Regions from separate parts of the Homo sapiens genome. Here region 2 is linked to region 1. A link is a loop called in an ENCODE intact Hi-C map of the cell type or tissue named here. Cell type or tissue: Calu3. All regions are shown on one strand. Each heading gives the region's core, and the rest is flanking DNA. Links, peaks and the distances in the headings are about the cores only. Region 1 overlaps LOC105373430 (a long non-coding RNA gene). Region 2 holds the start of LOC105373433 (a long non-coding RNA gene).

Region 1 (16,508 bases), core at 8,246-10,745:
AAGGTGAAGGGGGAGCAGGCATGTCACATGGCAAACAAGGGAGCAAGAGAGCCAGGAGGGAGCCACGTACTTTTTAACGACCAGATCTCATATGAACTCAGAGCGAGAACTCACTCATCACCAAGGGGATGGCCCAAGCCGTGCATGAGGGAATCCACCCCCATGATCCAATCACTTCCCATAGGCCCCACCTCCAACACTGAGAATTCCACCTCAACATGAGATTTGGAGGGGACGAACATTCAAACCATGTCATGAGGTAAGATGGAAAGCACTTTGCTCTCTGCCTCGAGCATATATGGGATCACTAGATATTAAATATTATGATTATTATACGAATAATATTTTTGGAACATTAAGTCACTCTGTTTTCATCCTTGGTAATCCTTTGATCCAAGCCATCCTGTTGTTCCTATGATGAAGCCCTCCATGGCTACCTCAGGCCTGGGGTCTCCACAGTGTAGATAGACTGTGCCTGCCTCAGTAAAGCAGAGGCTTGGAGCCTGGGGAGGCAGGAGAATATGCTTTAGAGCAGCGCTCCCCAATATTTTTGGTACCAGGCACTGGTTTCGTGGAAGACAATTTTTCCATGGACCAGGGGTTGAGGGTATGGTTTCAGGATGAAACTGTTCCACCTCAGATCATCAGGGATTAGATTTTCATAAGGAGTATGCAACCTAGATCCTTTGCATGCACAGTTCACACTAGAGTTTGTGCTCCTATGAGAATCTAATGCTGCTGCTGATCTGACAAGAGGTGGAGTTCAGGCAGTAATGCTCCCTTGCCTGCTACTCACCTCCTGCTGTGCGGCCTGGTTCCTAACAGGCTGCAGACTGTTACCAGTCTGTGGCTCAGGGGCTGGGGACCTCTGCTTAGAGGAAGTTCCTTCCAGAGGGGATGAGGAAGCTGAAAGTCTGCCCCTTCATGTCCAGAAGCACATGAGAAAGAGAAGAGAGGGAAGTGGAGCAGGATGGTGGTTGGCCTATCTTTCCTGACCATGCCCTTTGGGCCAAGGCTGTGGAGTGGGAGGTGCATTGTTTGTGTTGAGATAAAAGATGATACAGAGAAGCTTTGCTGTGCTCCTGGTGGGAACCCTGGAGAAGTCTATAGTCGAGGGTGACCATGCACCAACAAGGGGGGAGAGTGCAGCAGCCACTGAGGGAGGGGCTGTAGGATAAGGTGGAGTTCATGGTCCCGGGTGCACCAATTCACACACTTCACTGGAACACACCTCGCTGCAGAGAAAGCGTGTGACCCAGAGCAGGCACTTATTTCTTGGCGAGCTAGTTGTTATGTACGGGCTGAACTGTGTCCCTGCAAAATCCACGGGTAGAAGCCTTAACCCTCAGCCTCACAGAATGTGAGTGCATTTGGGGATAAGGCCTTAAAAAAAGGTGATTAAACTAAAAGAAGGACTTTAGGGTGGGTCTTAATCCCATCTGACCCATGACTTGGAAGAGGAAGAAATTGGGACACACAGGGCGACCAGGATGTGAGCAAGAGGGGTGGCCACGTGGGGACATGGAGAAGGTGGCTGTCTGAGCCATTGGCACACCAAGGAGAGAGGCTGTATTAGTCTGTTTTTATGCTGCTGATAAAGATATACCCAAGACTGGGAAGAAATTGGTTTAGGCTGGGTGTGGTGGATCCCAGTAATTGTGCCTGTAATCCCAGCACTTTGGGAGGCCAAGGAAGGTGGATCACTTGAGGTCAGCAGTTCAAGACCAGCCTGGAGGACATGGTGAAACACCATCTCTGCTAAAAATACAACAACAGCAAAAAAATTAGCCATGCATGGTGGTGCATGCCTATAATCCCAGCTACTCAACAGGCTGATGCAGGAGAATCTCTTGAACCTGGGAGGTGGAAGCTGCAGTGAGCCAAGATCACACCACTGCACTCCAGCCTGGGCGACAGAGACTCCATCTCAAAAAAAAAAAAAAAAGTGTTTAATGAACTTACAGTTCCACTTGGCTGGGGTGGCTTCAGAATCATGGCGGAAGGCAAGGAGGAGCAAGTCACATCTTACATGGATGGCAGCAGGCAGAGAGAGCTTGTGCAGCAAAACTCCCATTTTTAAACCTATCAGATCTCATGAGACTTATTCACTATCATGAGAACAGCATGGGAAAGACCTGCCCCTATGGAACTGGGTTCCTTCCATGACACGTGAGAATTGTGGGAGTTACAATTCAAGATGAGATCTGGGTGGGGACACAGCCCAACCATATCAGAGGCCTTGGAAGGAACCAACCCTGCCAACACCTTGATGTTGGATGTGAACTGTGAGGACGTAAATAAATCTCTGTTGTTTTAGGCCACCTAGCTTGTGATATTTGTTACAGGAGCCCTAGCAAACTAGCACACTAGGCTAGACAATGCTGCCGGGGACTGACATCTGCTCATGTGCACTTATGCCTTTGACTGTGGGCTGAAATGAGCCAGTGCCCCAGGTCTGCTGGCCAACATTGGTTCACAAGCCACCTCCTCCAGGAAGCCTTCCTTTATCCATCCAGGAAGAATATGGGGTCTCTTTCTCTGACTCTTGAACCCTTGTGCAGATTTCCATGAGGGCATCTTGCATCTGCCACTGCTTTTATAAATGGCTCTGACTCAGGTACTATTCAGCAGCTCCTCAAAGGGGACCAGAAGCATGTCTCTCCCATGGGTGTACTCTCTGAGTGCTGCACAGAGCCACCTGCACTTCTTGGCCCTTTTGCCTGCTGTACTACAGCTTCCCCATGGGGCTTATTGTCTTCCTGAGTTGCTTAGGATTTACTTCCTGGTTTTACCTGTCTTCTCCCACTGGCATGTGAGCCATGTGTGGCTGAGACATTTGGTCCATTTTGTCCCTGCTGCAGCTCCAGTGCCTAGGACAGGGCCTGGGACCTGGTAGTCACTCTATGCATTTTTGTTAATGAATAAATAAATGGGAAATAAAGGTGCAAATATCTCTGCTGCTGATGGGGATTCTGCTCTCCCAGAGGGAAGGTCTTGCTGTTTGGATGTGCCAGTTATTCTCTCTATAAGATCCACACTCAGCATTTTTCCTTGCCTCTATGTTCCCCAAATAAGGTGATTTTTGGCTTTTGCAATGAGTGTTTCTGAACGCTTCATGGTAATACTGTTCTGGAAGGCTGAGCAAGGGTTTGCTAGCCTGAAACTTAGTTTCACAGCCAGCAAGATACGATCTTCTGGCTTTTCTGCCTTTGCCAAGCTCTACTTAAATCTGGTGGCATGTCTAGTTGCAAGCTTAGTTAGTATTATGTTCCCCAGTTAAGGAGTGGGCTGTGTTGGTTCTCCCATGCTGTGCCAAGGATGGGATGGGCAGAGCCCCGCTGGAGGCAGGCCTTGCATCAACTCTCCACCGGTCCACACCTGGCCCACAGTGGGCTTGCAGCACACGTGCCTGTTGAATGAATAACAATGGGTTCCAGTTCTGCTGTCCTTTCTGCTGTTTCTCTCTCAGTAGATAGAAGTTTCTCTCAAACCCTTTTCAGAGTTGATATCATTCCCACATGGGATGAGGAGTCGAGAAGGGGTAATTTAGAGAAAAATAACCCAAGGAAGTGAGTAGTCTCTCCTACCTGGTCTCTAGCCCCCTCAGTGTGCAGGGAGAGGCTGTGGAGTGGGCAGGGCACTGGCCTCGATGCCCTCGGAGTGAGCCCTGCTGCCCCACAGACAAGCTGAGTACCCTTGGGCACATTACTTCACCTCTCTGAGCTTCTTTCCTAATCTGTCAGGAAAGGATAACATCTACCCTGAAGCCGAGCTGTGCAGCTACAGTGGCAGAGGCATAGTAGATGCTCAGTAAATGTTGGTGTCCTTCTTCTTCCTGGAGGGATCATTCCAATCCAGAACTTAGGGGCTCGGGACAAGGCTGAAAATCTTGGATGAGTGGATTGACTACTGGTTTTTGGCTATTTTCATGCTCTCATCTAAAAATCATTCATTTAATCAATAGTCACGGTGCATGTCTCTCAGGCAGTCTGGAAGTCATCTTTTCTAGGTAAATACCAAGACAGGTCAGAGCCTGAGAACAAGAAATGAGTGTTCAATGCTGGCCTAAAAGTGTCTGGGGAGATTTGCTGGATGTTGAAACTTTCAGCTCTCAAAGCTTCTGACATGCTGCTGTTTTTTGAAGGTAATTTTTCTCGATGACTAGTTGTGCATTTCCCTCCATTAGTTAGGGGCCTCCCTTTTCCCTCCCACATTGAGAAGGGCAGTCAGTCACATCTGTGGAAAGGTGCCAGGTCAGGCCAAGGGGCTGAGAGCTGCCTGGGTCCAAAGCTAGAATTGCAGCGGCTGGTGATGGCCAGGTTCCCTTTCCAGCTGGCTCAATTCCTTTTCTTTTTCTTAGAGGATTTTAAGAAACTGTGTTCATTTGTTCATTTATTCATTCAATGAACTCTTACTACTTACATCAACAGCATGCACACATGAAGACAATGCTTTAAGTGTTATTGTCAACTCCAAACATATTCCCCGGGTAGTCAGAGAAGGGAACACTAAATGGTGATGGGGTAGGGAAAGGTTTCAAAGAGTGGGGTGATGTTGGATATAGGCCTTGACGGTTGAACGGGAGTTTGCCCGAGGGCGATGTTCATCCCAGTCAGAGAGAATGGAGGAATAATGGATAATGGAGGAATTAATTGCAAGGATTCAAAGATGTTACCTATCTCAGCGTTTAGAGATGTTGATGTTTACTGTGTAACAGTTGATGACTGGTGAAGTTTTTGCCTGTGTGTAGGAGTGTTGGTGTGTAGGTATGTTTCTGTGTTTGGGGGAAGGATGTGTGTGTGTGTGTGTGTGTGTGTGTGTGTGTCGGGGGGTGGGATTAGGACGGGATGGATGGACATGTTGGTAGAATTCAGCATGAAAAGGCTTGATGTACCTGAATATCACTAGACCTTTGAGAAGATAAGGGTCCTCCACTGAGACATGAAACAACTGGGTGGCTGGCGAAAAGCTGTCACAATAGCAAAGGGTTCTTCAGAACTTCAGTGGTAGCCTGTCACCTGTCACCTTGCACCGGTTTGAGACTCTTTGAAATCTGGTGCCTGCCTATGCAGCTCCATCGTCTTTCTTCCTTCTGTGGCCCCTCCAGGACAGCTAAATGCTAGGTTGAGGTCAACAAGGAGTAAAACCTACCCTAGGCTTTGAAGTAGTTTGTAATCTTGTCAGATGAAACAGGAGGCGGGGAGGATGTCATGCACTGGGCGTTTCCGGAGAGCCATCTGCAATCGCAGCCACCACTCTCGGTTTGCATTGACTTTTTCCTATTTTGTTGGGTTCAGACAGGCATAGTACAAAAACACAAGTTACTTCTCAAGCCATATTCAGCCATTCACTCAGCCAGCATTTATGTTCCAGGAACTATTCCAGCCTCTGTGAATGAGTTCAGAACAAGGAATGGTTATTCAATGGCAACAAATTCGTCCATTCTTACCCTTGGTGAAATTAATCACCTCCCTGAACCTCAGTTTCCCATCTGTAAGATGGGCATAGCAACTCTTTCCTAACCAGAAGGTACCTGTGGAAGCCTCTGGCTCAGCAGGTGAGAAGTGTGTTTGTGTTCCTCTCCCCGACGCCCTCCCTCAGTACTTGCTTCCCAAGACATTGCTTTCCTTTGTTGGGTCAGAGGTGGGGTGTCGTTCCCCTTGCCACCAGCAGATGGTGCCCAACAATCCCCTGCAGGGAACCGAGGCTGCCCGCCTCCCCCAGTCTCCCCACCATCCAGCTCCCTTCCGCCCCTTCTCTGGGACACGTCAGTCATTCCAGGTCCCAGGCAGAAAGTTACACAAAACACTTTGTGTCTGTCAGCAGATTCCTGGAAGGTCACGCTGAATGATGAATGCTCCTGGGTAGGATTGGAGGGCTCTTTTTTCTTTCTTTTTTTTTTTTTTTTCCTTTTCTTTCTTTCTTTTTTTTTGTCTCCCATGAATTGCATCACTGGGCAGCCTCTTGGCTGTATTCAGCCGACTCCTGCGGTTTTTAGACCTTTCCCAATTGTTCGGTGTCTGCTTCCTCTCCAGGACCCTTCTGGCCAAGGCAGGATATTCAGGGTTGGCTGTGGCCAGGGAGCTGGCCATTGTCTAGCACATTCCATACACACACCCTGCCCAGCCCATCCTCCACTCCCAGAGCCTGGACAGACTGTGGTCCTTGGGACAGAGACCTGGTGCATTGCTGTGACCCCAGGTGACAATCTCGCTGCCCTGATTTCCAAATAAGGGGAGCCTGGCCTGGCAGAGAAATGAGCCTAATTTCCAAAGTTGAATTTCCGCCAGGATCAGAGCCTTTATATATCCTGGTCTTCGGTGTCCCCCTTCTTCCTGACCACATATAGACTGCTTATGATATTTTTTAACTTTGCCAGCTCTTTACCCAAATTGAGTAGCCATTTTGCTTTTGTAGATATCCTGAGTTGGCTCCAATTTAACATCCTGACCCATCATCCTGGTGTTAGGTATTAGGACCATGGTCCTGATATTTTGCTTGAGGAAAATGAGCCATACCACTCAGAGGTGTGGCATATGTGGCATGTGAAAGCACCTTTCTCCTCCATCAGTGGCCTTACTGATGCAGGGCAGTGGGAGTGAGTGTATGTACACAGAGCAATACAAATGAACCCTGCTCTCAAAGTCTGCGCAAAGGGGAGTGAGAAGACAGAGCAGGTGTAGTCCCTGGAGTGAGCCCTGCTGCAGAATAGATGGAAGGGGTGGGTCCAGGAACCCCGAAATGGAAGCAGCAGTGGCTCTGCTCCCCATCACCCCGAGCAATCACGTGGGGATTTGTGTCTGTCTCTGCAATTTTAGGCTCTGAGGATCTAAAGCTCTTGGTGCCCGGAGGGGAAATAATTATTAATACCATCAGGGAATACAGTAAAGAGCCCACTAAACGTAAAGCTGCAGTTGCTGCCCGGTCATTTTGGGTTCATGTGCCAATAGATCACTGGGCAAGGAAAGGAGTTACTACCTCGGTAGGAGTAATGAACCCAGCCAGGTATGGTAGCTCATGCCTGCAATCCTAGCACTTTGGGAGGCCGAGGCAGGTGGATCACCTGAGGTCAGGAGTTTGAGACCAGCCTGGCCAACATAGTGAAACCTCGTCTCTACTAAAAAGTTAGCTGGGCGTGGTGGTGGGTACCTGTATTCCCAGCTACTCGGGAGGCTGAGGCAGGAGAATTGCTTGAACCTGGGAGATGGAGGTTGCAGTGAGCCAAGATTGCGCCATTGCATTCCAGCCTGGGTGACAGAGTAAGACTCTGTCTCAAAAAGAAAGAAAGAAACAAACAAAAAAGAGTAATGAACCGTGCTCATCACGAGGAAACAGTGAGCTGCTGCTTTCATAATGCTTCACAGTGGGGGCAGGAGGAAATGTGTTGGGCATCAGGTGATCCCTTGGGCACCCCCGGCACTCCCACACTCAATTCTAAGAGGAAATGGAAAGGTTCCGCAGCTATGGCCTAATAAGAACAAGAAACCCGGGGGCTAGACCCTCCCTGCACCCCGCTGCCCCAGGTGAAGATCTGGGTACCATCTCCCTCAGGAAAATCCACATAGCTCAGCAGACCTCCCAGCTGCTGGGGAGGGAAATGTTGTATCGCTGGTGGAAAAGGGAAATGGTGAGTTTCGGAGACAAACTTGGGACCCACTCAGCAGTGGAGGCGGCAGTTCATCCTAACATCCTTGCTCTTTTATGTTTCTCCAGAAATTGTGATCAACCAGAATCCAGAACACGCTGTGCTTAATGGAGTGAACTGCCTGTGAAGCGCAGGTGTGAGGGGCGGATGATAAGTGACAGTGCCGGTGCCCCCAGCGCCCTTTTACCTGATGGCTCACCCGGCCTACAGCTGCGCCCTTCCCTTTGAATCGTCTTGGGTAACGGGTGCTGCTTTGGAAATGCCTGGAAGGTCATGTCCTTTGTCTGGGGATGGCTTCCAGCTGTGGTTGACTGATAGCAGGGGGCACAGAAGGCCAGACACAACTTGCCTCAGGTGGGCCGACTCTGAGGGTTTGTTCGGCCTCCACGTGGACTTCAGCTGAGCCTGCATCTTTGCTTGGCTTTTCCCACTGGCCTATTCTGCTTCCCTCTCCTTAAGGGTTCTCCCAGGAGAACTCCCTTAATAAATCACTTGCACAAGGATCCCTGTCTTAGCCTTTGCTTCTAGAAAACCTGACCTAAGATAAATAGGTCGTGGGAACACGAGAGAAAGAGATACTTATTTTATCTGAGGGGTCAGAAGAGTCTTCCCAGGGCAAGTCTTGAAGCTCTGTGTAGGAGTCTGACTGTGCAAAAGGGTGTCCCAAGCAGAGGCGATGGCATAAGTAAGGTACAATCGTCGTGCCTCCTGCCTGAGAATAGCCAGCTGTTTCGTTTGGCTGGAGTGCTGAGCAAATAGGGTGGAGTGGGCTGTGAGTGGCAGGAGAAGCAGATGGGCATGACTATGTGAACATCCAGAGGAGGAGACTGGGCTTTAAGCTTAGATCTCAAATACTTCTGCATTCAATTCTTCTCTGGCTCTGTGGCAATTGACTCAGACCCCAGAGACCACCACTAAGGAAATAAGTTCCTATTAAGTTGGAATAGGAAAAACACCCTATGTCATATTCCAAGTCAATGGCAGAAGTAGGATATGTCTTAGTCCATTTGGGCTGCTGTAACAAAGTACCATAGACAGGGTGGTTTCAACAAAAGTGCACTTCTCACAGTTCTAGAGGATGAAAGTCTGAGATCAAAGCGCCAGCACAGTTGGGTTCTGATGAGGGCCCTCTTCTGGGTTGTGGACTGCTGACTTCTCATTGTTACTCACGTGGAGAAAAGAGAGTGAATTAGTTCTCTGGCCACTTATAATGGCATGATATGCTTTGGCTGTGTCTCCACCCAAATCTTATCTTGAATTGTAGCTTTCGTAATTCCCACGTGTTGTGGGAGGGACCTGGTGGGAGATACCTGAATCGAATCGTTGGGGGAGTTTCCCCAATACTGTTCTTGTAGTGAATGAGTCTTATGAGATCTGATGGTTTTATAATGGGTTTCCCCTTTCACTTAGCTCTCATTCTCTCTTAACTGCTGCCATGTAAGACACGCTTTTCACCTTCTGCTATGATTGTGAGGCCTCCCAAGCCACGTGGAGCTGTGAGTACATTAAACCTCTTTTTCTTTATAAATTACCCTGTCTGGGGTATGACTTTACCAGCAGCATGAAAATGGGCTAATACCGTGCACTAATCCCTTTCATGAAGTTTCCACCCTCATGACCTAATTACATCCCAAAGGCTCCACTTCTAAATACTATCACATTGGGGATTATATTTTAACATATCAATTTTGAATTAATACAACACTTAGTCCATAACAGGACATAAAACTCAAGCCCCCAAATTCTAGCCCAGGGATTTATCCTTTATTCATTGTTCATAATAAAATTCTAAAAATACTAATATCATATTTTTAACCTACTCCTAAGCTGTGGAGATGGAGATATTTTGATTCCTCTCTTCTTAAGATTTTTAAATGCTTCTTTCTTCCCAATAATTACTGACAAGAGTAATTCAGATTCATGTCATATTTATTTAGCCTTACTGTGTGTCAGCTGCCTTCATGTACATTAACTCATTTGATTCTTCCAACTTCCCAGTGAAGCAAGCAGTCTTATTCCCACATTATAGATAACAGAATGGAGTCACAGGTTAAATAATGTACCCAAAGGAGAAACCCAGGATTTTTCCACTTTACTACTAGAGTACATTTTTCCTTATATAATTTAGTTCTTGTTGCATAACAAACTGCCCCCAAAATGTTGTGAATTAAAACAACAACAATGTATTTATTTTATAATTTGTGTGTTGCCAGTTTGGGGTTGGGGTCAGCTGGGTGGTTTTCTGCTCATCTAGCTGTGATCATTCTTGTGTCTGTGTTCAGCTGCTGGTTGGCTAGGCAGCTCTGTTAGTCAGCTTAGGGCTGGGGCAGTGAGGGAACTCGGCCATATATCTGTCATCGTCCAGCAGATCAGCCCAGGCTCTTTCACACAGGGGTTGGTAGGAGGATTCCAAAAGCAGCAAGTTAAGACAAGCTCCCACAGGTAAGTGCCATCAAACCTTTGTTTGCATTACAACTGCTCACAATCCACTGGCCAAAACAAGTCAAGAGGCCAAGCTCAGTGTGGTGTGCCACTGCCCAAGTGCCCAAGGGCATGGATATGGGGAAGTAAATAATATGTGGCAAAATTTTCAGTCTACCACATTGTTTTCAAAAAGTGTTTTCTTAATTGTAAAAGTATGTTTGTGTGTATTCATGTATATAAATGTTAGTTTTGAAAATTTGGAAAATACAGAAAAATATAAAGAAGGAAAACAAATTACCCGTAACACACCAGAGACAATCACTGTTAGTGGCTTATTTCCTTATCTGTTTTATGAGCATTTTAGTGAGTGTATGACTGTGTGTATATATGTTTCAGTAATATTTTCTTTTAAAACAGTGGTATTAGAGTCTGTCTTTTTGATTGACTATATTTTGAACATTTCCACATGTCATTCAAATAATTCTTGAAAATATGGTACTTTTTAATACTCTATCATTTCTCCCCACCATATTTTATTTAACCCTACCCTGCCTTTTTACTTATATTTTTGCCATTTAGGTTGGTTTCATTTTTCTTTCTTTCTCTTTCTTTCTTTTTCTTTCTTTCTTTCGATTATAACAAATAACATTATAGTGAATATTCCGGAATAAAAATTTTTCTCCACATTTCTGATGATTTTCCTAGGACAGATTCCCAGAAGTCAATTACAGGATCAAAGGAGATAACATTAGTAGGGCTTTTGATATGTATTGCTAAATTGCTTTCCTGGAATTTACTCTCCCACAGCACCGAGGGAAAGGGCCTACATTATGGTACTCTCAAGGGCACTAAGTATTATCTTAAAAAAATAAAGATCAATTAGGTAAAAAGCAGTACCTTTATTTAATTTGTGTTTCTGGTTGCCAGTAAGGATAAACATTTTAGAAATACTTCTTGACCGTTTATCCTTCTGCAAATGTTCTCTTCCTCAGACAAAGGACATATATTTTAAGTTGATTTGTATGATGACCCTGTGTTGAAGTCATTGACATGTTATCCTATACATTAGAAATGTTTTCCCCTTTAGGTTGTCATTGGCCTTATAATTTTGTTTGGGGATTTTTTTCGACACATAGGAATTTAGCATTTTCTATTGTCAAATGTATTTTTTAATTTTTTGTTTTGTAACATTCATTACTTTTATGCTTACAATTTCATTCTTGACCCATCTCTTAAATAATGTAAAACATAATGGCTCTGCCACTGAGAACAAGGTTTGGAAAGGCTGTCTTTGAAACCAGAGTTGACAGGTGGAGCTGATTCTCTATTGTGATGTTTTCTCCCAGCTGGGCCTGGGTAAATGCCTTCAGGATCCTGTTTACTGGGCACGAGGCTGATCAGCATGGGCCTGTGGAGCCTTGGAGTTTAGCTCTAAGCGCATCAAGGAAACTGCGCCACTTTCGTACCCATGGCTTTTCTTCTTAGTGGACCTTTCCTCCTGTCATCCAGACCCTGAGGTGGGTGGAGACTCTTCTTTCTGTATTTTACAATCTGATTTGAGTCGTCACCAGGAACCCCAAAGGCCCATGACCCATAGTGGTCTGTGTCTTTCCAAGTTGTGAATTAGAATCCCAGTGGCTATGAGGCTGTCGGGTGACAAGGAGCTACTTTGTAGTGAGTGATCAAGGCTATCTTCGTGTGGCACCTGCTTTGTAGTGACTCCTGTAACACTACTTGCAAAGTAGTAAAACTTTATTTTTCGATGAAGCTTGCTCCTGAAAGAGAACCAAAATCTTGCACCAATGATGAAAACAACTGGTGCCTGAGGTTCGCTTTTGCGTTGATGGAGACCTGAGTTTGATTTCTTAGCTGAAGCTAAGAGGGAATATGATTACAGTGGAAAAGGCAAGGATTCAGAGCTGCTTGGAACTGGGTTCAAATTGCTTCTCTGCTACTTGCTGTGTGGCTTTTGACAAGTCATTGAATCTCCCTGAGTTTCTACTTCCTAATCATTAGGAGAGACCCCAGTCCTGCTGTCCCTTTCCTGGAAAACTGGTATGTCTGGAATGAGGCAACGCAGGCCAAGTTGTTGACACACACGAGGCTCTGAGTGAATGGCAGATAGCATTTTTATCTAGAAAAAGAAAAGCAACCTAAGTAAGAAAGTGATGGAATTAGGGATTGTGGCAATTTGTGAAAATTTCAGGAATAATGTTTTGGAATGTCAGGGATCTGTTACTGAGATTTTCCAGAAACATGAAGTGATGGGTTAGCAATGAGGGAAAAACACAAGCACCGCACACCTTGCAGAAGCATTGATTTTGATATTAAAACTCACAGTAACACACAATGGAGTAGGCTGCAGATCCACATGAACTATAGGGTAAAACAAGGCTTTGTGAAATTGCTCACCAGTGGAAGGTCTCTTTGGCACTTAAATTGCCGGGTGCTCTGAATTCTCCTTTTACTGTTAGGGCTGCTTTTGGGGAGATGTTTGAGAAGCTGTGGATAATGTGAGGTGCTTCCCCAAAGGGGAGAGGGAACCTGCTGGGCAGCCACACTGACATTGCTCAGAAGGGGATGGTTTCCTCCTGAGGTGGGATTTCCCCTCTCCAGCTCGGCTGTGGCACAGCGTCTCTACAAACTCCTGGTAGTTCTCATGGGTGCTGTTCTCAGAGTATTTCTTGTTCTTCCAGGCACTCGGTAAAATTGCAACTTCCTACTCCCTTGAAATTAGGTACATGTGACCTGTCATGGACTGTAGCGTGTGGACAGAAGCCTCAAAAACTAGTGTTTGATGGGCCATTTTGCTTTCTGTAATCTCAGCCATTGCAGAGACAAGGATTAGAGCCTCCCTCAGCCTGGGTCCCTGAAGAAGGAGGCTCTGTCGGTTATGATGACGTGTAGCACAAGTGAGCAATAAACCTTTCTTGTCTGAAGTCTTGGGCATTTGGGATTGTTTCTCATTATATCAGCAAAACCCACCTTATTCTGACTGATAGACTTGAGAGCAGTTACCAAAAAATCAATGGCTTTATTTTGTCCACCTGGCCTACACAGTAGTGATTCACAGCTGACACTCAGATCGGCTTTACATTTCTTTTTTTTTGAGATGGAATTTTGCTCTTGCTGACCGGACTGGAGTACAATGGCACAATCTTGGCTCACTGCAACCTCCGTCTCCCAGGTTTGAGTGATTCTCCTGCCTTAGCCTCCTAAGTAGCTGGGATTACAGGCACCTGCCGCCACCAGACCTGGCTAATTTTTGTATTTTTAGTAGAGACTTGGGGTAGGGGGGGATTTCACCATGTTGGCCAGGTTGGTCTCAAACTCCTGACCTCAGGTGATCCTCCTGCCTCGACCTCCAAAATTGCTGGGATTACAGGCATAAGCCACTGTGCCCGGCCTCAGATCTGTTTTACTTTAGAGACTTATGAGCATGTCATGTGCCTGGCCAAGAAGATCCAGGTATGAGGGTGGCTGGGCTGTAACACTCCCTCCATACCTGCTCCAGGATACCAGGCTCCAGCCCTGATGCAGCTGATCAGGCTGAAGAGGAGAAAGAAAGGCAAGGACAAGCGTTGGCCCAGGACCTGCCATGTGGCAAGGGATCTGCTCCATGCTTTCTCTACATTACTTCTAATGATCACAGCAATCTATGAGGTGATTATTGTTCTCACTCCTCTTTTATAGATGGGAAAATGGTTTCTTGGAGAAGTTAAGTAACTTATTTGGAGCCACATACCTGGCAAGGGTATGTGAGTAGAGATGCAAACTTAGGCTGAGAAAATGATCTTTGAAGGAGGGAAACTGTTTCGTTCCCACCTGTAAGTTCTGTTTTTTGGCAGTGCTGAATCTCATCAAATTAGATCCAGAGAGGCCAGTTATGGTGGCTCATGACTGAATCCCAGCACTTTAGAGGCCAAGGTGGGAGGTCAGGAGTTTGAGACCAGCCTAGGTAACATAGCAAGACCCCCGTCTCTACAAAAAATAATTAGCTGGGTATGGTTGTGTGTACCTGTAGTTCTAGCTACTCAGGAGGCTGAGGAGGGAGGATCGCTTGAGCCCAGGAGGTCAAGGCTGCAGTGAGCTGTGATAGTGCCACTGCACTCCAGCCTGGATGACAGACCCTGTCACAAAAACAAACAAACAAAAAACCAAAAAACCCAGGAAGCATTTTCTGACCGCTGAGGCTGAAAGGAGCCTTGTCCTCCACTCTCCATCCTCATTTTTGCTTACTGTGTGTTTTCCTTCATAGCTCTTTGTCGTTTAGTGCTTGTTTCTTCCACTATTGTAGAAGGACCACATTGTCTTATTAACCCTTGGGTTCCCAGGACCTGTCCAAGGCTGGCATGCAGGAGACATTTAGTAAAGAATGATAAATAATGATTGCTTATATCAATAAAGCCTCCTTATGTTGATAGAGGAACCCCTGAAACAGTTTAGTGCAGAAGTCCAAAACACAAACTAGAGACAGACAGCCTGGGTTTGCATCTCAACTTTGCTACTTCCTAGCTCTGTGGCTTTCAGGAAGTTACTTAACCCCTCTGTGCCTCATTTTTCCCATCTGTCAAATGAAGATAACACTAGTAACTTTCCTCTTGATTGTTGTGAGAATTGAACAGGGTGTAAAGAACCTGGAAAGCACCTGGAACAGTGCCAGCCCATAGTAAGTACGCAGCGAGAATGAGCTATTTGTATTGTGTAAACATGGTGGACAGTGTCTGTTATGTATCCAAAATGATTGTTGTTGGAGACTAAGAGAAAATGGATGCAGCTACAGTACTGAGGAGGCTGCAGTGTCTGACCAAATACAAAATAGTTTGGTACAGGAGCTGATCAAAGAACACGCATTGAGACAGACCTGGAGTTTGACATCAGCTTTGACTTACTAACCTGGTGACCTTGGGCAAACCTCTCTCCTACGCTCAGCTGCATTAGCAAACACATGGACCAACACCACTAGAAGTGAGTGAAAATAAGGCAAATAACCATAAAAATGGGAGTAATATCCCTGCATGGCAGATTTGGTATGTGGATGAGATGAGATTTGGTCTGTGAAACCTCCTGCACAGAGCAAAAATGATTTCTGAACAAATGTACAAATGAAAGTGGATTTTGCTACATGAATGCAGAGAAGAGATAGGTGGTGCCCATTCAGCTTAGGACTTAAAAAGCCCATGCTGGGTAGGAGAGGTTATGTGAGGGATGAGGATTTCTTAGTGATTGGGTGAAATTCTGGCATTGAGAGTCACATGTTGATAATTTTTCCAGGGACACAGAGAGGGTTCGTTTTGCTGTCCCACACGGCATGCCTGTGCGTGAACAGCTCTCTGCTAATGCACTGTCACGTGGATCTATCGCAACACCAAGCCTTCCACTTACCACTGACAATGCAGGAACAAAGACATCAAAACCACTGCTCTTAAAAAACTTCCTAATGACTACAACATTTTGGCTTACTGAACATAACTGAATTAATTCATAGTTTTCCCAGAACAGGAACTGAATTCATCAATTTACGACTTTGTCAGCTTGTTTTGGAGATAGGTCAATCAGTTACATTCATTCTGGGAGAAAATAGCGGTGAGCCAATTTTTTATACCTCACCTGAGCAGCTAAACATTGGGTGGTCTTTGTCTGCAGTTGAACAGTTTAATCCGTTCCTTGTATACAAGAAACTGTGAGCTGAAACATTACATCAAACTGCTAGTCTGCACCCTGCACCATGAAATATCAGCTTTATTAGTTCCATTCTTGACGACATTGTGCAATAATGAAAAGCATATTGTGCAACCACGTATGGGAGATTTCAATGCACACATTTCCAAATGGTCTTCTTGGTTTTCTAAGTGTAAACTACTTAGCGGCCATGGAGTTAACTGAAATATTATTCAGTCAAAACAACATTGCTATTATTCACTTAATACAAAGCCCACAAGAGATGCCTCTGGTATATAAAATATACTATGAGTAATTATGTAACTGCTAACCTTCTTTGAATCATTTCCATTGCCATTCAGGAAATGGAAGCATCAGCTACCCTAGATTTTAATTAACTTTGACCATAGCTCTTGGTAAGTGGGAGGAGAAAACATTATTTGGTAAACTATAAGGCAAAAGCATAAAAGTTAACAAAGTTTGTAGTTAGTTCTTAGATGCTCTCTCATTTGTAATGTGTGACTCCATTTGAGAGAGACCGTGGGGAAATTATGAATCAAATTTCAGGAGCAAATGTGATGCTTCTTGAGGTGATAAAGAACGTGGTCTTCTGAAGTTGTTTGGATTAGAAAATATTTCCTTTCCTTGTCAAGGTCATTCTGTTGTCACAATAAACAGGACAGGTTTCTTAAAAAATCTCAAGTGACTACAAAATTCGGCCTAATCGGAAATTTAACTCTGGTGCCATACTTAGTAAGCATTTTCTATGATCTCTCAG
Region 2 (16,508 bases), core at 6,500-8,999, 240 kb after region 1:
GGGAGGAAGGAAGCAAGAAGGCCAAACTGCTCACTTTCTCTGATTTTGCCATGAGCCAGCCTGGCTCAGAATACTGTTGATACTGAGCCTGATCAATGTAATGCTGCCTTACTACTGTCTAAATAAATATACAGAGAGATAGTAGAGTGTGTGGATATTGTGTGTGTGTTTATTAATGTATACATATTAGTGTGTAACTCTGCTTTATTACTATATATATTAGTGTGTGTATATATTTATTAGTGTGTATATATATCTTATTGTGTGTACATATGTATAGATGTGTGTATATTAGTGTGTATATACATATTAGTGTGTAACTCAGCCTTATTACTATATATACTATATACATACACTAGTATACATACATACTAATATACACATACTATATATAGTATGTATAAAGTATATATAGTATATATTATAGTGTGTGTATATTAGTGTATATATAATTGTGTGTGTATATATACATGTGTATATGTACGTATATATATTGTGCCTTATTACTATATGTATGTGTGTTATATATTAGTGTGCATATATATTAGTGTATATATATTGTGTGTACATATATGTGTATATATGTATGTGTGTATGTTAGTGTGTGTATATAAATGTGTAACTCTGCCTTATTACTATATATATTAGAGTGTATATATTATTGTGTGTACATATATGTGTATATATGTGTATATGTGTGTGTGTGTGTGTATGTATATGTATATACATATATAGTAAGCAATACATTCAACTTCCATTTCCAATGGAGGGGGCTCATCATTCTTGGGTGCTACCCTCTTGGTTTCTTTGTGCTTATAGAGATAGTTTCTAAAGCCTGTCTTTAAAGATAGTGTGGTATGGTATGCAGAGCATGGCATTTGGTTCAATAAAGGGTTCTGCCACTTCCTGCAGCCTGATTTACATCCCCACTGTTGCTGCCCCGTGGCCAAGGTCAAGCCTTCGTCACTGCTTTCCTGAACTTCTACCTGGTCTGCTTGCCTCTGGGTACCTACTCTCTGATTTAGTCATTCCTTGTTGCTCAACAACTTATCTGGCCCACATGTCTTGTCACCTTAGTGCCCTACTTAAAATCTTTTTGGCAATGCTTTTTCACCTGAAAAATAAAACATGAATCCAGCACACAGCCCTCTGTGATCTGGTCCAGGCTTCCGTCTCCAAGCAGCCCTCCCACCTCACTGCTGCAGCATAGCAGGCCCTGAGTAGGTCACGATGCTCTACACCCCTGCACTATATTTGCTAGTTGTGCTTAGCATTCAGCTTCTCTGTTTTCCTTTGGGAGAGTGAGAACTTCCTAAACTTTCTAATACCCTCCTTCTGGCTTCCTGTTACCATTTTGATGAGCTCATTTTGGTTTTATGCTGTGCCTTGCACAGACCTCCACGGTGGTCATTTTTGTCCCTCGCTATACGGCAATGATCTATTTACTTGAGTGCCTCTCTGCACAGATTATGAGCTCCCAGGTGGCAAGGACTTGAATGTGTGCCCTCCAGATGCAAGAACTGGGCACAGGACCTGGAGCAGGACAGTCATGCAGACTGTGTCTATTAAATGAACGATATTACCTAGGCTTTCTTACTCTAAAACCTCAAATTTGTAAAGTAGAAACGATAGTAATAGTCATCTCATGGGGTTGCTGTGAGGATAGAATAGAAACGTATGAGGAAAAGAACTTTTCCAACTATGATGATCGTCACACATCCTAGTTATTATTATGATGCTAACCTAAGTCGTGGGAACCAAACTTTATCTAATGGGATTAAAGACTCCACAGATTCCACTCAAAGCCAGAAATTGGACTTGTTCTAAGGATTCCTGTAATATACAATGCTTAGTGTAATTATTGGAATCTCTACCTGCTGATTAGGCCCACACTGCTTTTTAGTTATGTTAGCTTCAGGGGGAAAAAAAAAGCTACATTAAGAAATAAAAGCCTCCTAACAGCTTGTTATGGCATTATTTGTTCACAACTACTAGCAAATGTATTTTGCCGAATGCTTCAAATCCAGTTTTTACAGAGTAAGCCGAAGCTAGTAATCATTTCATAAATATTAATGGAGAATATGCAAGTGGAAAGTTAAATTAAAATGCTACCAAATGGCTAGCAGGCAGCAGAAAATGAGCAGGAATCTCTAATCAGTGGAATTCATGGTTGTATAACTTTTATCCTCCCATTAGAGTGCAAAACAGAAGTTGATTTTTCTCCCACTTAAAATCAGTTCATGTTGAAGGGATAATGCAAATCAGCTCAATAGCTGAAGGATTCCAGAAACAGCATTTCTATATGGCAAGTCAGGTTTCCTTGGTCTCAGTTGAATGCAAATGACTGGACACAGAGAGAGACTTTATGACCTTGGTCTTCTCATTGGGTTGCTTGGCAGGACTTCACAAGGGTTTGGGGAAAGGAGAGAACAAATGGTATCTCACATTCACTCACCATCAGTTTATCATTTTTCTCTTCCAGAGTATGTTTGTACCTGCAACCAGCATGTTGAAAATACGATTGATTTTAGAGATTTTAAATTGGGAGAGAGGAAGAGTATGGAGTTCTTATTAGTTGAGCCCAGTGTTGCTGGAACAGCTAACTTTAGATTATTTTTATTATTAGCATTAGATGTCTTTATCCCTTATTGTATCCATCCATCCATCCCTACATCCCCCATCCATCCAACAAGTGGTTCACTGAGTATGTACCTATGATGATCCAGGCTCTATGCTGGGCATTGGGAATAAATAGTTGTTTAAGACGTGGTCACATTGGTTCTTCTCTCACAGATTTCACATCTAATATAGTAACCCCATCATAGCTGTGTTATGAGATTGAAGGAGTTAATAGATGTAAGACAGTTAGAAAGATTCTTTTTCCTTTTTTTTTTTTAGAGACAGTGTCTCACTCTGTCACCCAGGCTGGTACGCAGTGGGATGATCATAGCCCGTTTCTGCCTCAAACTCTGGGGCCCAAGTGATCCTCCCACCTCAGCCTCCCAAGTATCTGGGACTACAGGTTTCCACCACCACGCTGGGCTAACTTTTTATTATTAGTTTTTTGTAGACATGGGGCCTCACTGTGAGGCCCAGGCTGGTCTTGAACTCCTGGCTTCAAGTGACCCTCCTGCCTTGGCCTCCTAAAGTGTTGGGATTAAGGTCTGAGCACTTTGTAAGCTCTGAGTGATGGTGGGGGCAGAGCAATGGTAGGGGATGAAGATGGACAAATTGCAAAGACTCAAACACTGATGGGCTTCATATGCCAGGCATGGTTTTCTCATGAGAAAAGAGGAGTGGCTGAAGAGTGGAAAGCTGGAGGGTGAGGTGTCATTCACGTGTTCTCTAATGACTCTTGTGCCTTGTGCCTGTTTATAAGGATGGGTTTGAGATGACAGAGGCTGGAGGGCTCTACCCCACGGAAGACTGTTGAGTTAGACAAGATCATAGAAGACAGTGGGCTGCACCAGGGGACTAGTATGAAGGACTGAGGATGGTGGGAAATCTGTGAGATTTTTAGGAAGGGGAACTGGGCTTCTTGGTAATTTTTAGGAATACAGGCAATGGGGGAAAACATGGAGCCTCAGTTGCTGCCTAGGTTTCTAGAATGAGTGACTGGTAGAGAGTTGAGCTTTAAGTGAGAAAACTGAAAGTAAAAGAGAGGCACATTTTGGTGGAAAGACTTTACGTTCCCAGCCCTCATAAGAGCTGGGTCATTAAATGAGGAATGCAATCACTGGATTCAGACTCTGGCAAACCAGCAGGATAACTCTTGGATAAGACAGGAACCTTCCTGGATTTCCATTTCCAAACTCATAAAATGGTCGCAACACCATCCTAATCCAAAGGGTTGTTGAGAAAGTAAACAAGGATGAAGCATATGGGAGCCCAGGGCTTGGCACGAGAGGACTTCGTATGTGCTGGTGAGTCTGAATCTGAAGAATCATAAAGATTTCCCAGTGCCTGGTTTGTTCAGTTTGGGAAACTCATGTGAAAGGAGAAGAGTTGTTCATATCCTTCCTCATGCATGCACTCACTTGTTCATTTATTCATTCATTCATCCACTTGGTAAGAATTTATTGAAGGCTTTCTGTGTCAGGTGGCCTGACAGTGAAGATTCACTTTGGTCAGACAAGGATTCCTTTGGGTGCTTTTTGGATGCTGTGTCCAACCCCTTGTCAAAATTACTTGGATCATATCTGTAATCTTGCTCCAGAGAAAGGGTGCAACTGAGATGTCCCTCAGAATCCTGCAGGCCGTACATGACCCTTCCCTTCCTGTGGCCGTGATGACACAGCACACTGTGTGGTGACTGGTGAGCTAGCATTTCTTCTCATGTTGAATAAAATTCATGGGTAGACAAATTATAATTAATGGTAATAAAAGTAATGCTAAAATTGACTGAGTATTTTCTAATGAATTGCACTTCACATCAATGATCTCAATTAATTTCATAAGGTAAGTTTATTTTTTCCCCAGCTTTATTAAGGTATAATTGACCAGTCAGAATGGTATATATTGTTCAGTGCGATGTTTTAATACATAGATACCCTGTGGACTGATTAAACCAAGCTGATTAACATATCCATCACCTCACATACTTCTCACTGTGTGTGTGTGTGTGTGTGTGTGTGTGTGTGCATAAGAACATTTAAGATCTACTCTCTTAGGAGGTACGTCTAGTTTTTCTTAGTTTATAGTTGAGGAAACTGAGGCTAAAATAGGTTAACTATTTTGGTTAAAACCGTACAGGAGCTGTGACGGGAACCCAAGTCTGTGTGAGTGCAACTTCTATTATATTATCTGACAGTGTATTGTAATTCAGTAAAATACTAAGTTAGCAGGTTGTCCGTGTTTCCATGTGTTTAGAAGGAAACTGTATCTTGATCTCCTTGGTTGGCGTCCGTTTCCTTCTCTGTATCTGCATTCTGTCCATGCATCTTTCCCAGGGTACTTCACTCTGTTCTCTTGTTCAATTGGCTTAATTCTCTGTATCCCTCCTTAGAATAGGAGCTTATGGAAGGCAGGGGCCACATTGTACAGTGTCGTATGTCTCAGTGACACTGCTAATGATGTGCCAAATGTACGTATGTATATATGAACTGCAGACTATAAACTTTTCTAGCAACACAGCAAAATCTTTCTGCTTTTGGTACAACTAAGAACTTTTATATATGACTATATTTTAATTGATATCAAGTTACCTATTCAGGTTTCAAAAATCTCAAAAGCTGTCTCGTCTGAAAAGGCTTCTGATGCATGATTATGAATTCCTTTATGCTTCTACATCGGGGCCTGTACTGCTCCACTATTTACTTTAAACAATTGTAATTCTGTATCCACCTCTTTCCACATGTCTTGAGTCCAGAGCCCTTTAAATTGTATTTGTGTCATTTTATTTTCTTGCTTAGCACCCTTGGCCAAATATATTGGACTCTGTTACAGCTTCTCCATCACTTTCTAGAAATGGAATGATAAGAACTCTACCGGGTCATGGTGTCCAGTGGCCAAAACTTGATTCTCAAGCACCTGATACATTTAAGCCTGTAAAGTCGAGAGAGAAACCATCTAGAGTGTTGTCTGGAAAGTCAGACAAGGTCAGTAAGCAGAGAAACAAACCATTTCTAGCCAGCCTGCCAAGGCCAGGAGTTTGAAGCGTAGTCCTTGTGTTCTGAACAAGAGAGCGGGAGAGGATAGAGAATCCAGGGCTTCGAACAGAGGAGGCTCGTGTGGATGCCCCAGCTCCTGACCCTGACAACAGTAATTTTAGGCACACCATGTAACCTCTCTGCTCTGTGCATTTGTTTCAATTTGCTTGCCATTTCTTTTTTTTTTTTTTTTAAACATGGCTTGATATTTTTTCTTAAAATTTTTTTTGAAACAATTTCAATGTTACAGAAAAGTTTCAGATAAAATACAAAACAATTTTTCTCTAAAACGTTGTCAAATAATTTGCCAATATTTGAAAGAGCCAAATAATGATGCCCAATGCTATTGGAATATTTTACTGTGTTTTCTACAAACCAAGGCATTCTCTTATAAAAATACAATCTAGCCATCAAAAAAATTAGCATTAATGAATTGGTATCATCTAAACTTCAGACACCATTCAAGTTTTGCCAATTTTTCCCAATGTATGATTTATTGCAAATGGATTCAGTTCGGAAATACCTGTTGTGTCTAGCTCTGTCTTCTTCAACTGGGAACAGTTCTGAAGTCGTTCCTTCACCTCCCACACTTTGAGACTTGGAAGTTCGCAGGAGAGAGATTTGATTGAAGGTCCTTCAGCTGGGTTTGTCTGATCTTTTCTCATGATTGGATTCATGTTATGCAGTCTTCGGCAGGCCCAATGACTACCTAGTTTGCAGGGCTTGTTGCAAATGTGGGGAATCCTTGTTCAAAAACGAGGGAAAAATGTGCTGGTAAAGGCACTGGAATATAAAGCTTTTTGTTTTTTTCCACTGTCTCTGTCTGTCATGGTGTTTATTATTTGTTATTTAACATCACATTCCCTCTGACTCCTGGATACTTGTGGTGTGAGAGGAGATACTACAGTCTCCTAGAGGTACCACCGTGCAACTTAGGGCACTGCCATGCCTATCTCCAGCTACCAGCCACACCTCTTGCCTTCCCACCAGCCCGGCATCCCGTTCCACAGTGTACAGATGAGCCCCCAAGGGTGATTCTGCACTGGGTACCTGAATCAGGGATGGGCGAGAGGCTTCGTGTCCACTGAATTGTCGCCAAATGCCCCATAGCATTGCCCGGGTTTGAGCGCATAGTAGGCATTCAATAAATACTGGCTTTCTTCCATAGAGCACGTAGAGCTGGAAGGTATCTAAGATCTTCACAAGCCCAAACTTCCCCCTGTAGAAAGTGGGAGTTGAGGCCCAAGGAGGTGAAATGAGTTGCAGATCTGGAGCTCCCGACTCCAGGTCGGTAATGCTGAGTTCTATTCTCTGCCTTTCTCAGGTGCTGGTTCTCTGGTGCTGGGAGTGAAAATAAAAATGGTGTACCACAGGCCATAGATGAGACACTTGAGCCTCCTACATAGACATTCCTGCAACACAACTATTCATCACTTGTTCAGCTAACACCCCTGCTGTGTTAGGACACGGAGCATCCAAACACGTGAGCGTGTGTCCTGCTCACAATCTATCAGTGAGAGAGAAAGGAACTCATAATGACTTCGGCTAGGCATTTATGATTTTACTTTTAGTTTTTCTGGCAGTCACGGAAGTGTTTCTATATTTATTATCATTACAACTCTACAGGGCAGGTTTTGCTAACCGGTTTTACAGTGGGAAACCTATAGCTTTAGAGATTTAGGCAAGGTACACGTAGAAAATGTCAGAGCTGGTGGGGTGGAGGGTGGAAGTCTGCCTGGTTCTGCCTCGAGGGCTTGTACCGGCTACATCCCGGCTTCCTCCCTGGAAGAGCCAGCAAGACTGGGATAGAAAAATGTTGTCTCCGGCTCGGCGCGGTAGCTCATGCCTGTAATCCCAGCGCTTTGGGAGGCCGAGGTGGGTGAATCACTTGAGATCAGGAGTTTGAGACTAGCCTGACCAACATGGCAAAACCCCATCTCTTCTAAAAATATAAAAATTAGCCAGGTGTGTTGGCGCATGCCTGTAATCCCAGCTACTCGGGAGGCTGAGGCAGGAGAATGGCTTGAGCTCAGGAGGCCGAGGTTGCAGTGAGCCAAGATTGCGCCATTGCACTCCAGCCTGGGCCACAAGAGCAAAACTCCATCTCAAAAAATAAAAAAGAAAGAAAAGAAAAATGTTGTCTCCGATGACTTGTTCCCAGGGAGGCAGCCCAGGAGGTCTGACTAAACTTGCTTCCCTCGGGCTTCCCCAGCACCCCAAGGGGCCGTCCTTCCTACCCCCAGCCCTGTGAGTCATCTTCATTGAGTTCCAAGAATCCCCGCGCAGCTGTGCAGCTGTACATTGCATGCTGACACTGAATGAGCAGTGACTGGACGCTGCCTTCCATGTGGGACACGAGCCTTCAATGCCTGATAAAGCCTGAAAGCCACAATCTGCCCTGGAAACCCAGCTCCACCCTGCTTCCACTACATCAGGAGGTGGTAGGTTCAAAACTGCATTCAGGGCTGATGAATGAAATACGTTATTAAAGATAATTCTTCCGAAAGCAGAGGTAATAATCCCAGCATTAACATTTCTAATTTAATTCAACCCTGATTAAACTTTTTCTTTCAGAAGGAGGAAATTGAAAGTGTGAAACACCAGTGGGAGGAAAAGGTTCCTGTAACAAATGTGGTTATCAATGGGAAAGAAGCTTTCTAGAGCTTATATACGGGGCCGAGTCATGCACACTTCATCATACTCACCAGGTGGGACTTGGAGAACAACCTATGTCTTATATAGTCAGCTGAACTCCAGCGTTCTTTCCAGAGAGGAATTTTAAGAGGTTAATTTTGATTTTAGTTATCATGTAACATTTCCCTTGGCCCTCCATGCTATGCTTGTCTTTGCTGGGAACCTCGCTGTTTCCTCTGTCCTTTGAAATCATAATTGTTTGGTTACCTCGTCTTCTTCCTCACTAGTCAGAGCCCCTCAAAGGCAGCGATAATGATGTAAGTACCTTTATATCCTCTAACTGAGAATAGTGCCTGGCATGGAGAAAAAACCCAATACATGTTTGACCAACCAATGACCGATGGGGCTGATCAACTTAAAAAGCTTTTGTGTTTTCATTTACCAACATCCCTATATGCTCCAAAACAACTTATTCATTTCTTGGTGTGAGAGCAAAATGCTTTAGCAAAGTACTTTGAGGGGAAGTGGAAATGGAGGTTAAGAAAAAAAGACCAACCCACTGGGAATAATAAAATGCAAACTTATATCTCCTGGATTTCAGAATGAAAGGTGGAGTTTCAGATCCCATTTCCCATATGAAATTCTTCGCTTGCTTTTTCTAATAGTCAGGCTAAAAAGGAACTTTTCACAAAGGAGGTATTTTTCTTCTTGGCCTGGAAAATCGATTCCAATGTTAATCTCGCTCCTTGGAATGTCCTCCCCCACCCTTTTCCACCTAGCAAAATACTCGTCTTTCACAGCCCAGCTCAGATGTCAGCTCTTCAAATAATAATAATCATTGCTAATATCTGTCATGCATTAACTCTAGGATAGGGGCTGTGCTAAGTGTTTTATAGAAATTATTTTACTTGCTGTTCACAAATCCCCATCAAATCAGGACTATGATTTATCATAAACTTACAGATGAGGAAGCTGAGGCCTGTAAGGTGGTGTAATTGCCCAAACTCGAGCTTGGATTTGAATGTGGGAACCTTAACTTCAGTTGTGCTTTAACCATGAGGACACTGCTCCCTCTGAAGCCTTCTGCAACTTTCTCTAGCCCTGCCCTTTGTGGAGATCCAGCACTGGCCCTGGCCGACACGTAATCCACACACTCTCAGGGGACCACCACAGCCTCTTTTCCCCCTGGCTCCAAGCTCAGCACTAGTGAACATACCTTAAGCACCAATGCCAGGTCGATCTTCTTTGCATGCTGAACTCCCCAGCCTTGAGGTTGCTGCCCTTATAGTTTCCTTTGCTCCATTCTCTGCTGGGCCTCTGCCCATCTGACATCGTACACATTCTGGTATTTACTTTTCTCAGCCTGGCTCTGCATCAAGAAAGCAGCCTCCTGTCTCGTGTTCTCTTCCTAACATAGCATCAAGGGTGGAACACACACATACTCAGCACTGCATTAAGAGCAGAGATGGGTGGACTTTACTTTTCCTCAATTCTTTGGAAGTCATATTCCAACACAGTATTTTCATGCATTCTGTCAAAACACTGATGTAGAACTGCAGGGAGTTAGAGCTCATGGTAGCATTCAAGGGTAATTCTTCTGCCCAACCCTAACTTTTCTGACAAATAATTGCTTATTAGTCCAGATAAGGGTTGAGGGTTCATTTTCCTTTTCTTAAACCACATTTTCTTCGTAAGAGACTCTTCTTCTAGATGGTCTCACAATAGATATATTTGAGATTCTCAGGAATAAATGCATCAGCACATTAATCGTATTTGACCAAAATGCTCCTCAGGACACCATCATGAGACATAGACAGGCAAAGCAAGAGAAAAGTCACCCTGGGCTCTGTTTTGCTGTCTCCATTGAAGACAAATATTAAGCATCCCTGAAATTCATGTCAAATTTTACCATATTGAGAAATAAATGGATAAAAGGGTACTCTTTTCAATAAATATAACCGTATAACTTGCACAATCACACGTACTTGAATTTTCCCATCTCAAATGCATTATATAAGCCGATCTTTTTTTCCTGTACATACTCATGCCACAGAAGACAACACAGAAGAACCATAAGACAGTGACAATGGTTAAGAAAACTGATACTTGGCCAGGTGCGGTGGGTCACATCTGTAATCCCAGCACTTTGAGAGGCCGAGGCCGGTGGATCACCTGAGATCAGGAGTTCAAGACCAGCCTGGCCAACATGGTGAAACCCCGTGTCTACTAATAACTCACAAAAAGTTAGCTGGACATGGTGACACATGCCTGTAGTCCCAGCTACTCAGGAGGCTGAGGCAGGAGAATCGCTTGAACCCGGGGAGCGGAGGTTGCAGTGAACCGAGATCGCACCATTGCTCTCCAGCCTGGGCAAAAAAGAGCGAAACTTCCGTCTCAAAAAAAAAAAAAAAAGAAAAAGAAAACTGATACTCACTTACCAGCTGTGTGTCTTTGAGCAATACTTAAACTTCCCATTTAAGTCTCAGAGTTTTTATTGGAAAAGTGGAATTAGTAATAATAATATCTATTTTATTGGGTGCTTGTAAAGATTGAATGATTTAACGTGCTCAGTATCTTATTATCACTACTAATACATGTTAGCCATTATTATGACTTAGTAGAGTTAGCACTGGATTGGGAGAAAGAAGACCTAAGTCTTATCTCTGCTACTCACCAGCCAGGTGGTCTTAAATCAATCAAGCTGGACCTAAAAGCTCTCCACAATCTGGGGCCTGCTGGCGGGTCCGGTTTCATGCTGAGCTCTTGTCTACAGCACACTTGGTTTTCCAGCAACTCAAGCTGTTTCTAGTTTATCACTCTTGCCCCTGGTCCACGTCTACCCTCCTCTGGGGCCCCAGCCATGCTCACACCAGTGTGGGCTTGTTTGCATGCATCAACTTCATGCTTTGCATGTCTGTGTCCAAATTCCACCTTTGTATAAGGACACCAGTCCCATAGATGGGATGAGGACCCACCCTAATGACCTTGCTTTTGCTTGTTTACCTCTGTAAAGACTCTGTTTCCAAATATGGTCACATTCTGATGTGCTGAGCTTTAGGACCTCAGCATATGGATTTTGCTAGGGGTTGGGGTGGGTGGGGATGGACACAATTCAACTCATGACATTTGGGGACTACACAGACTTGGGGTTTGTAGCCTTTGTCTGGGATAGTGTTGGTGTTTTTATTATTTATACTGTTCCCCACCCCACCAGTGAGATTTCATTCCTCATGAATTTACAGAGAGGCACATGGCTTACATTTCCTGAATTCTAACTCTCTTTTTTGCTGCTGCAAAGCTGTTATTCTCTTTGGTTTCTCCTTTCATCAACCTGGCTGCCAACCAATGTCTAAAAAAAAAAAAACATCCCCACACTGCAAGCTGAGTTCCTGCCTCGGGTCGATGTGGGTTTATTGATATTCCAGCATGGTTTGCTTCACGATTTATGCTCTGCAGTTTGTGAACCACAGACCCAAGAGGAAAAGAGATAGTGAAAGAGGGGATTTTTCGATCACTTTATATGCAGTAAGTGAATCTCAATTTCCTGCCATGTTATTTCAGAGTCCTTAAATATCCTTTTCTCTGCCTGGACATTAGAAACTACAAAAGCTCTACATTCTTTAGGATGAAATATGAGTTCTGTAAGATCTATAATCAGAGCGACCTCTTAACAGTGCCATGGTACCTGGGAGCATATACATCCCTGTGACGTGGAGTGAAGGGAGGATGCCTGTTCTGGGATCTGAAATGATATGAACATCTGCAGGTCTATGAGAGATCTCATTATCCCTGTATCTCAAGGGCAGGAACCATACTATCACCTGCTTCCTCACTTCCCTTAGTGTATGTGCAAACTGAAAAACAGTGAAAGAATTGAACACGGTCAATGAGAATGCTGCTATCTGTTTAGAGCAGGACTCTTAAAACAGTGCAAACCATGGCAGGGGTAATGAACTCCGTACGCATGTTTAGAATAGGAAAAAGCACACAGTGTCAGAGCCAGAGGAAGCCTTAGGAATTATTTGATATGAGAGAAAACGAAGGCCCACCACACTGTTTTTAAGTGCATGCTGGTTTCATAGTAAAAAAAAAAAAAAAAAAAAGCAAAAACAAACAAACCACAAAAAACACAAAGCAAAACCAAAAAACAGGCTATTATTGGTAATGAATAAAATAGTGTTTAACATTCTATTTCTGGTAAAGCATAGAAATCATTTTAGGTGGTTTGCACAAACAGGGAGAGCAACAGAGAGGAAAAGGGAAAAGGAGGGTAGAGGATGACACTAGAGTCTCTGGGCCCACTAAATACAGCCCATTTGCTACATGAGCCTCTCAAGGGGTTGATTTAAATATTGAGAACACATGAGAAGGAAAATGTGACGTTGCCAAAGGGTTCTGCTCTGGGAGCTACAGGTAGTTCATTTCTAAGCCTTGAGGTTTGTACAGAAATACTTATGTGATGCATAGCTCTTTAGAGATTTTTCTGGCTCTCACACAGTCCTATGAGGTGGGTGATGGGGGAGGATCAGGGAGGCTGATTTATTCCTGTTGTAAAGAGCACAGGTTTGGAGTCTGAGGTTCAGGTTCAGCTGGCTTTGTGGCTTTCCACTGGTAAACCCCAGGCAGGTTATGAAGGAGTCCCAGGCACGACTGGAACTCAGGGCTCTTCGGCACCAGGGTAGGGCTGTGTTTCCCTTGCCTTCTCCTTTTCCTCCTGACTGGGCCACGGGTTTTCTTAGGTCAGCTCTGTCCTGTGAATTCCTTGATGTTGGGAGCTCCGTCTTATTTTTCTCTGGTTTTGCCTGGTGACGTGCTAAGTAGGTTAACAGAGAAATTGTACAACCTGAAGAACATCCTCCAAATTATTAATTTTTAATCTGCCTCATTTAGGATGCTCTTATATTTGTAACCAGAAATCAAAGACCATGTTCTTCAGCTGATTACTCATCATCACTCAGCTGACTTCTTCCAAGGGCAATTCCTTCTCTGTTTTCTTCCTTTCACAGTGATTTATTATATACCTGTAAGTGCTGTGCACCCGTGATGGTGGCCCAGGCTATGAGTTCCAATCTAGTCTGCAGTATTCCACCTAAATTCACCTGATCAAACCATGCCACATCCCGAAATAAAACTCCTCAGTAGCTTCTCCACTGGGAAAGTTAAAGCCCAAGCTTCATGACAAAACAAAGTCAACAGGCCATTGACACCAGGACTGCTAGGGGAGCTGAAGTGGGGAAAAAGTTGGAGATGGGGCAAGGGCAGGTCGTGGAGACCCGGGTGTGCCAGGCTAAGCAAGGATATGGTCTTGAGAGCAAACGAGTCTGTAAAGAAAGGAGTTGGCCTAATAATCTTGAAATACTCCATATGCTGCACACTATGGGATTTGATCCATGTTAAAAGCTTAACATCATTATACTCAGGACAACTGCCATGGGTCGAGTTGTTACTACAGTCCCACTTTCTGCAAACTTCAATTCAGTTGTTCCATTGCAGCATTGTGATGGGTGCTGGAAAACACCAAAGGGATACGTGACATGATTCCAGTCTTCTAGCAACATACAATCATGGCAATTATAAGGTCTGCCATTATTGCTTTAAATATTGATTTATTTGAAATGTATTTATTGCATACTGTATGGCTTTGGGTTGTAATCATATTATCATTGATGCTGAAGTCAGACAATAGGGATTCAAATCCTAAGTATGACACTTACTGTGTGACTTTAAGCAAGTCACTGATGCCCTGTTTTCGCATTTGTAAAGTGGGGATGGTAAATATCCCCCAAGAGGCAATGCCTGTAAAGAGCACAGGAGAGTTCTGGGCCCTTGACAAGCACTCAGAAATTGCTTTCTTGCATTATTCTGTTATGATGTATGGTGTTGGAGGTGACAGAATGTCAGGCAGACATGGTTGACATCATCAAAGGACAGCAAGTAATGAATGAATGACTATACAGAACAATTCCTATTGAAATTGGCGCTGCAAAAGAATTGGCAATGTTCTAGACATCGCTCTAGAGAACAATGAGGCAGATTCTACTTCAGTAAGAATGGGGTGGCATGGGGGAAGCCCTTTCAGGAAAGGTGATATTTAATCTCCCATTTGACCGATGAGAAGAGTTGGCCACTGGAAATGCCAGGGAGAGAGATTCCCAGCTGAGGGACCAGCAAGCAACAAGCCTTTGAGGCAGGAGGAAGCTTGGCATGTTCTAGGAACCAGCAGAGGCTAAATGTGCCTGGGGCTTCGTGAGCAGAAGGCCAAGGTAGCAGGAGATGAAGCTGGGAAGGACGCAGGGACAGATCGTGCTGGGCCTTGTGGGCCCCAGTCAGGAGTTTGGATGTTATTTCAAGTGGGAGAGTCAAAGAAGCAAAGTGACATGATGTGATTTGCATGGCTTTGCTTAATGTGTGCAAATGGTCAAGCTGATGTCTTCCAGGCCCTCTGAATGAAGTAGTGGGTGTGCAGTTTTCAAAAGGAGAAGGCAAAACTGCAAGCCCTGGCAGTCAATGGGGATATACTTATTGGGAATGAAAATTTCTTCATTTGTGGAAATATTACAAAGAAATAAGAACCTGCCCTTGGGAGCACCTGGCAAACATTCTCACTTCTGAAGGGCAGACACACAGCCATGGTTGGCTGCTTTTGGCAGGGCATAAATTAATTCTAAGTGCATGCACAGGGAGAATCTAGTTTGCTATTTAGTATGCCAGGCCCTGAGCTGGGCTAAGGACACAAAGATAAACCAGACACAGAGAGTGCCCTGCACTTAAGGAGCTCACTCCTCTGCTGTAGGAGACTGACTTATGGCAGATCATTAGCATGTGGCAGGAAAGGTGGCCGCATGGAGGGGAGTAGCTGAAAGATAATATGTTGGCACAGAGAAGGGAGAAGCCTGTTCTCTGGGGAACACAGGAAAGGCATGACAAAGAGGTAATGAAGGAAGGTCACCTCCTCTGGGCATCTCTCACCTCCATTTATCTGGGCAAATGGCTTTGCCCTCTGTTCCATTTCCTCAGAGTCTAGTTTTCTTCCCAGGTGAGAAAGTGCTAATTTGAGACACTGACCCATGTTGTGAAGGAAAATGGGCTCTGAGAATATCATGTCTTCTCCCTCCCAAATGGAAAATTTCAGTCTGAATTGGGGCTACTTATAGGGGAAGTTCTTAGCTGAAAGATGAAAAAATTTTACTATTGAGAATTTTTTATGTATAGTCAAAAAATAGTCATGAAAGGTAAGATGAAAAGATGTTATCAGACATAAATGCTTCTTACAAATGTTGCTTTTACATTCACATAGCATAATTTATCAGGAATACATTTATTAATCTCATGTATCATTTGCATACCATTAATTAGCCAACATTTATTGAGTGCTTGTTATAGATTAGGCATTGTGCTGATTGTGGGGGTTCCAACACAAATCAGACATCATCTCCACCCTTGAGGACCTCACAGTTCTAGGGTTAATCAGATAAATAAACATGTCGTGTTGAAGAGGAAGTCAGCACATTCTGTATGTCCCTTAAAACTAAGACCAACAAATCCAGATTGCCAGCAGATGGATTTCAACTCAGCATTAAGAACAATCGTCCAACAGTTGAGCTGGTCAAGAGTCGAGAGAATGTTGCTACCTCCATACAGGCTCCCTTCTCCCAAGATGGGAAGCATAAGGCAAATGTCAGCTCCTGGTAGAGCTGGACCTTGTGGAGGAGCCTCTAGGAGGAAACCATCAGCAGCACATGAAGGGAAGCCCAGTGGCCACTGGCCTTGCAGTCCTGTGATTCTCAGATTTGATGACATCTATTCTGAATAGCTGCTGTGCTGGAGAAATTTCACCTGCAAACCCAGCCAAGCCAAGACCAAGCCTTGGTATAGGCAAGAAGAAGACTCCTTGACATTCAGAAGATGAGGTTGGGTGACCCTTAAATGAAAGATGGGCAGGTACTTACAGCCCTGGGACGCTTTGGGGCTTGCTGGACACCTTTGCCCCATGAAGATCTTCATGCATGGGTGAGATACACCCATAAATTTGGGGAATCCTTTAAGGATCTGATGAAACATGAACCCAGCTAGAAGCCACATGGCTCATACATATCATTCATATATGTATGAGAGTACAATGAATGCAGAATAGAGACATGCCTAGGGAGGTCTTGGCAGAAAGCCCTACTGTAGCTTCTGAATATGCCTTGGGGATCAAGCTCAGGACTTTGCTATCAATCAGAA

Evidence for each region. Peaks named below come from ENCODE experiments on the same cell type or tissue, not always from the same donor. Only the 100,000 strongest peaks of a DNase experiment are listed, where the experiment ranks them.
Region 2: it touches region 1 in a loop (2.4-fold over the local background); 3 of 110 quality-filtered maps call a loop at or near these places.

What each region holds. Positions count from the first base shown.
Region 1 is chr2:11,858,137-11,874,644 of GRCh38, forward strand. It overlaps LOC105373430 (a long non-coding RNA gene), which reads left to right. Exons shown (of 5, transcript XR_922803.3): 5 at 7,714-8,148. Among named protein-coding and RNA genes, the nearest start is that of MIR4262, 29 kb to the left of the region's middle. RefSeq lists enhancers at 2,681-2,780, 5,347-5,396, 12,719-12,788 and a silencer at 5,667-5,716. In Calu3, for the core only: no CTCF peak of the experiment used is centred there; no DNase peak of the experiment used is centred there.
Region 2 is chr2:12,098,596-12,115,103 of GRCh38, forward strand. All of the region lies in intron 2 of MIR3681HG (MIR3681 host gene), which reads left to right. LOC105373433 (a long non-coding RNA gene) reads right to left here and starts at 11,111. Exons shown (of 4, transcript XR_922808.2): 1 at 10,957-11,111; 2 at 9,499-9,730; 3 at 6,699-6,989; 4 at 5,961-6,392. In Calu3, for the core only: no CTCF peak of the experiment used is centred there; a DNase peak (open chromatin) is centred at 7,896.